Linked DNA regions of Homo sapiens: region 1 is linked to region 2. Evidence: chromatin contacts called from ENCODE Hi-C or POLR2A ChIA-PET data. All regions are on one chromosome and are shown on one strand. The core of a region is the stretch at or near the end of the contact, and the rest is flanking DNA. Distances in the headings are between cores, read along the strand shown.

Region 1 (2,955 bases), core at 261-2,760, 100 kb before region 2:
GCAAGACTCCCTCTCAAAATAAATAAATAAATAAATAAATATTAAAAAATAAAAAGCCAAACTCCTACAGCAACGTGCTCTGGGAATACAGTTCAGCTCCAAGCCAGCTCAATGGGGACAAATAAAAGACCAGTGATGAGTCCCCAAAACACCGTCCCCAGGGTTTTCCGACAGCCAGCAGCCCCATTGAGCTCCACAAGCTTTTCTAACTATGCAAAAAACCAACCAGGAAAACAATCACCAACTTGAGGTTTCCAAGGTTGGGTCCTGTTTGAATTTATTTTTATTTTTTAACCCAGCATGTGTCCCTAGACTCAAAGGGAACATGAGCCTCAGGGTGCAAACTGTCCTTAGCAGACACTCTTCCCGCTAGCAAGGGACCGCACCGTCACCTGAGGGGCAGCCAAGAGGCGGGCGGTGCACCTGTGCCTTCCAGAATAGGAACCCCACCCACTTGCCCCTCTTCCCCACCAACGACACAGCCCAGTAGTTGACTCAGGTGCCAGGAGAGAGCGCGGGGAGGCTGGGCGGTAGCCAGGGAGACCAAGGGAAGCGGTTGCCAGAGAAATGCGGCGTCAGTCAGGGCCGGGGCTGCAGGCGCGGGGCGGGGGAGGAGAGACGCGGCCTCCTCCCAGGCGGGCCTGGCGGGAGGCACCCCGGCTTCTAAGAGCGAATTCGGCTCCCGACTCTCTTCCCCCAGCTGAGAGCACGGTGCAAGGGGCCAGGGCTGCAGGGAGCAAAGTGCCCCCGAAAAATAAGCGCGCGCCCACGAAAGCGCCCAAGAGCCCAGGCGTCTGCCTGGCTTTTCTCGGTCACGGGGTCAACGCGGGGCCGCTCACAGAGCCTTCTGGTCTCCCTGGGTCCTCTAGGAATGAGGCAGCAAAGCCTCGGTCGACTCGACCGCTGAGGAACCCATGACATGAAAAAGCCTCGGGGAATGACGCCGGGTGGGACACCCCAAGGTGAGGACCCCTTTGTGGGTGAGTCCCCCCACACTCAGGTGACTCCAGGCGGGCACAGGCCCGCCCAACCGCTCGTCATCACGGGGGGCGACTCGTCCAGGGCCCCAGCCGCTGCTCCGCCAAACCTGAGGCCGCCCCTGAGTCTGGGCACCTGGCCTCGTCCGGCACTGAGGAGAATGACCAGAACGCCAGGCCACATGCACCCACTCGCCAGGCTGAGGGTCCGAACAGCACAGCCCAGAGTGGGCTCGGGTCGCTCCCCGCCTACGCCACCTCCGCGGCCTGCAAGCCTAACCCTCTCCCGCCCATGACCAGGACCCACCTCAATGCCGCCAGCCCGGCGGGTCTCCCGGGCACGAAGCCCCGCCAGTCTTCCGCCCTCGCGCCACACTACCTGGCCAGCCCCGCCCCCGAGACTCCCTCTCCGGCGCCAAGCGAAGGTGTGAAGCCACGTGACCTGCCCAGGATTGGGAAGCCGCACGAGGGGCTTGAGCCCTCCACCTTAAAGGTGCCGCGACCGCCGCCGTCGTGGGGCTCTCCACAGAGCACGGGGTCTACGCCGTCAGCAGCCCCGCCCCGTCCCGCCCGGGCGCCCCCACCGCGCGCCGGGTGCTAAAGAGACCCGCAGGGGGCGTGAGCTTCCAGCGCCAGCGGCTTCGGGTCTCCCGTGCGACGGCAGTGTGAGAAAGAAACGTTCCGGGCGCCGGTGCTCCTTTATGTCCGGTCAGCTCCCGTCTGGACAGACGCTCGAGGCCGCCTGGAGGCCGCAGTGCGGCTCGGAGGCCCCACCGGCCGCCCCCGCAGGGCTGCGGCGCCTTTAAGCCCAAAGGCCCTGAGTCACGAGGAGGCTCCCTGCCCCCCTCGCCCTCCACCCCTCCACGAGGCCCCACGCCCGCGGGCACGTGACCGCGCCCCGCCCGGGACTCGCCCGCACGGGGCGGGGGATGGGGGTACCGCGGCGCCGGACCCGGCTGCGCGCGGACCGTTAGCTACTGCGGCCGGGACGCGGCCCCGCCCAGGCGAGCGGCGGGTGGCTCTTACCAGCGGGAACGCCATGGGGCCGGTGTGGCCCTGCGGGGCTGACGGGCTGACCGGCCAGCCGGCGGGCGAGAGACGCGCACGCACGTGGGCACTATTTTTGCAGCGGGCCGCGCGCAGCCCCGCACCCCGGCAGCTTATGAAGCTCCTACGAGCCGCTCCTCGGAGCCGCCCCCCGGCCGGATGCGGAGCACCTGTGTCGGCCCCGCCCGGGCCCTCGCCTCCGCCCCCTCGCGCCCCGCCCCTCCTAGCAGGCCGAGCCGAGGAGGGCTCCGCCGCCCACCCGGAACCCGGCGGGGACTGCCGCCGCTGCTAGCCACAGCTGCCCCCTGGGGGGCCAGAGACCTAAGCCTGAGCGCGCCATCACCTAAGTGACCCTTGCCGAGTCACTGTCTGCCCTGGGCCTCAGTTTCCCTCTTAACGAAAGAGGGCACGATTTACAAGCCCCTGCGAGCGGCGGCGATCGCTTCGTCAGTAGAGCCTCGTGTCCGCGCTCCTTCTCTTCCAGTGATCTCTCCAGGGCGAGAGCCTGCCCTGGCATCCTTGGTCGGAACTGTAGCCCCTGGGCTCCAGGAGGCGCACTCACTTTAGACCCTCTGCTCCGTGCGCTGCAGAGGGGGCCGCGAGAGTCAGGAAGTTCCAGAAAGTTCCAAAGACATCACTGGTCCTCTTTGGACCGGAGTTCTCCGGAGAAACCGCTTCCGGCGCTCCTGACACACTGAGATAGAAAGTTTCACAGAAATAGGGCAAGGGATAGGGCGAGGGCTCCAGGGCAGGCGTCCTAGGGCACCTGGCGCAGGGGCGGACCGGAAACCCCAGGCAAACGCAGAGTCGGAGATGGCATTCCAGGCGGAAGATCAAGCAAAGGCAGAGAGGGAGGACGGCACCGAGCGGCTCCCTCTGACCAGGACTGAGGATGATGCGACCTGATACCGCCGGAGGGAAGCCTGGGCCC
Region 2 (2,897 bases), core at 103-2,602:
GTAGCTGGAACTACAGGCACCTGTCACCACGCCCGGCTAATTTTTGTATTTTTAGTAGAGGCGGAGTCTCGCCATGTTGGCCAGGCTGGGCTCAAACTCCTGACCTCAGCTGATCCGCCCACCTCGGCCTCCCAAGGGGCTGGGACTACAGGCGTGAGCCACCACGCCCGGCCCCTACCCATCCTTTAAAGGGATACTCCGAATGTCTATGAACACTCAGATAAAACTGAACTAAATTTGAATCCACTTGTACTACATTTATTTGTCAACTCTTCGTTTGTCTACTTCTTGAGAACTTTAACAGCTGTACTGGGTTGGTTAGTGTCGCCCCCAAAATTCATGTCCTTCCTGGAACCTCAAAATGTGACCTTATTTGGAAAGAGTGTCATTGCAGATGTGATTAGTCATGATCAGGTCATACTGGAGTAAGGTGAGCCTTTTACCTAACAGGACTGGTGTCCTTATAAAACACACAGAGACAGAGACACACAGGGAGTATACCATTTGATAACAGAGGAAGAGAATGGAGTAATGCAGCTACAAGCGAAAGTACACCAATGATTGCTGGCTCCCACTAGAAGCTAGGAAGAGGCAGGAAGGATTCTATCCAGAGTCTCAGAAGAAGCAAGACCCCACTGACATCTTGATTTCTGACTTCCAGACTCCAGAAAGCGAGAAAATATATCTGTTGTTTTAAGCTATCCAGTGTGAGGTACTTGGTTATGGCAGCTTCAGAAAACTAATACAACAGCAATTTCAATTTCTACTTTATCTTCCTAGCCCCAAGAGTACCATGTGGCTATTAGAGTACAGGATTATGTAGGCTCTCAAATCCCTTCCATGGTAAAAGAATGATTGGGCTTCCAGCAGTGGCCAAGAATTGCCAGACGCTTATGAGCGCCTGCTGCGAGATGCTTGTACAGTGAATGCTCAATAAAGTGGTGGCCATTATAACCGCAAGCAATGAGACTACATAAATAGTAAGAAACGAAATAGAACAAGGGGCAGCGGGAGCAAAGAGAGAAACAAGGGCAGCTGAGGAAGGAAGCCTCAATTCCCCGGAGGACATCCGCGGGCGGAGGAAATGTGAATCTGCAAGTCGTTCTCCCAGACCCCGCTTAACGATTCCCGGCCCTTTCTCCACTCCCTACAGCCCTCGGACCCAGCAACAACCGGATCCTGTGCAGGTCTTCCCTGAGTCCAACGCGATTCTCCTGGATAACGTCAACCAGCTGAGCGATTCTGAGCCTGCGCGAAGCTCCTCGGCGCTTCCAGTAATGTCACGCTGGTGCGTGGGGCGGGACTTCCTCTCACGCGCAGGAAACGAGAAGGGCTTTTCCGCCGGAAAGAGAGTGGATTTACTAGGAAGGTGGGACGTTGGAGGGGTGGCCGCATGGAGTGAGTACTGTCTCTGGCCACCGAGCAGAGCCAGTGACAGCAGCGTCCTGGTAGGCAGGCAGGCGTATCAGGTTTCAGAGGATGCGGCTGGGAACGGGAGTAGAGGTGAGGGGTCGTTGCATCTGTCGCGGTGTGTATCTTTTGGGGGTTCAGCGCCACCAGCGACTTGGGCCTCATTCATCGCGCTTACATTTCTCCACCTCATTTGAAGAACGAGCTTCGTAGCCCACGGAGCTGAGGTTAGTATAAATGTGGAAGGGAGAAGTATGCACTCACCAGACTAAAGTTTACAGTTTTCACATAGGTTGTGCTGTTCTGTGTCCCATAAGGGCCTGCGAGAACCCAGACATTCTGAATCGGTGACGCCTGCTGGAGGCAGCAACACCTGTTGCATTAATTTTAGAACACACACACACGGAGTTGGTAATTCTTAAGCTTCCTGAATCTGCTGGCGGTCATTTGGTGTCAGAAGCAGAGCAAAGCCATCTTGGTCATCTCCCTCCTTTTAGCTTAAACCGAAGCATGATGGGGGAGATAGGCCGAAAGTTATACAGCTTGTTAATAACAGAGCCGAGAGTGAAAGCGCGATTTCTTCATTTTTAGCCCGGAATTATTTGTTGTACACCATACTGTTTCTTTGCATTGCTAGACAATTCGTCTTTTTTTACGAGGTTGACGGGGAGTTGCAAGGAGGAGTGAAAAGGGTGGTAATGTACATCTACATACAGTATAAATCCATGAAAGGCAAAATCCGTGTGTGTTAGGAGTTAGAACTGTGTCAGTCATCTACATCTTCCATAGTTTGTAGATGGAGATGAGTCTGTCACGTCGCTCTGTCATTTCCCTTTTAGCAACAGATGTGTAGTAACAATATGTGAAGAAGGAACTTTCATTGCCTGTTACATACATTTACACAGAGCGGCCTGGGGTTCACTGAGCAAGCTATGTGCTCACCCTAGAAAACTGATTCTGTAGAGTGCACTGCAGTCAAACCTCAGCTGTTTTAAGTAATCTTACATTTGGTGCTTGTGTGGCTTAAGTGTCTTGTGCATTATTGCAGTCATCTCTCTCATGTTATGAAATGGAAATGTGTTGTAGGAAAGTGGCAAGCCTGTGAAGAAAGTAAGTGAGCCTGAGGCCCAGAAAACCATACATTAGCAAATACTGAAAAACTGTTCACATCACATAGGGGGTATCTGAAGTACTGAGGAGCTCATTTAACCGGATGTTCATTGTGGGGAAGCCATGAATAGCCTCCCTCTCCTGGGTTCAAGCGATTTTCCTGCCTCAGCCTCCCGAGTAGCTGTGATTACAGGTCCATGCCACCATGCTCGGCTAATTTTTGTATTTTTAGTAGAGACAGGGGTCTCACCATGTTGGCCAGGCTGATCTCGAACTCCTGACCTCAGGTGATCCTCCCACCTTGGCCTCCCAAAGTGCTGGGATTACAGGTGTGAGCCACCGTGCCTGGCTCCTATATAAACAATTTTCAAACTTGT

The links. A loop is a pair of places that touch in the nucleus more often than their neighbours do. ChIA-PET counts read pairs that join two places held with the same protein, here RNA polymerase II (POLR2A). Pooled maps may share reads with other maps.
Region 1: a loop to region 2 is called in a map of CD8-positive, alpha-beta T cell, with 14 times the contacts of the local background. The contact joins the promoter of CPEB1 here to the promoter of SNHG21 in region 2. A Hi-C loop is called at or near these places in 8 of 168 maps with a recorded cell type or tissue (CD8-positive, alpha-beta T cell, ascending aorta, dorsolateral prefrontal cortex and 4 more), 2 of 37 single-sample maps with no recorded cell type and 17 of 50 pooled maps. POLR2A ChIA-PET finds 5 or more read pairs at or near these places in 8 of 52 experiments (A549, A673, HEK293 and 5 more).

What each region holds. Positions count from the first base shown.
Region 1 is chr15:82,645,853-82,648,807 of GRCh38, forward strand. CPEB1 (cytoplasmic polyadenylation element binding protein 1) reads right to left here and starts at 1,511. Exons shown (of 13, transcript NM_001365242.1): 1 at 1,285-1,511. It overlaps CPEB1-AS1 (CPEB1 antisense RNA 1), which reads left to right and starts at 1,918. Exons shown (of 4, transcript NR_046096.1): 1 at 1,918-2,955. RefSeq lists a silencer at 1,731-2,300.
Region 2 is chr15:82,749,212-82,752,108 of GRCh38, forward strand. SNHG21 (small nucleolar RNA host gene 21) reads left to right here and starts at 1,353. Exons shown (of 3, transcript NR_110098.1): 1 at 1,353-1,637. RefSeq lists enhancers at 1,037-1,166, 1,457-1,526.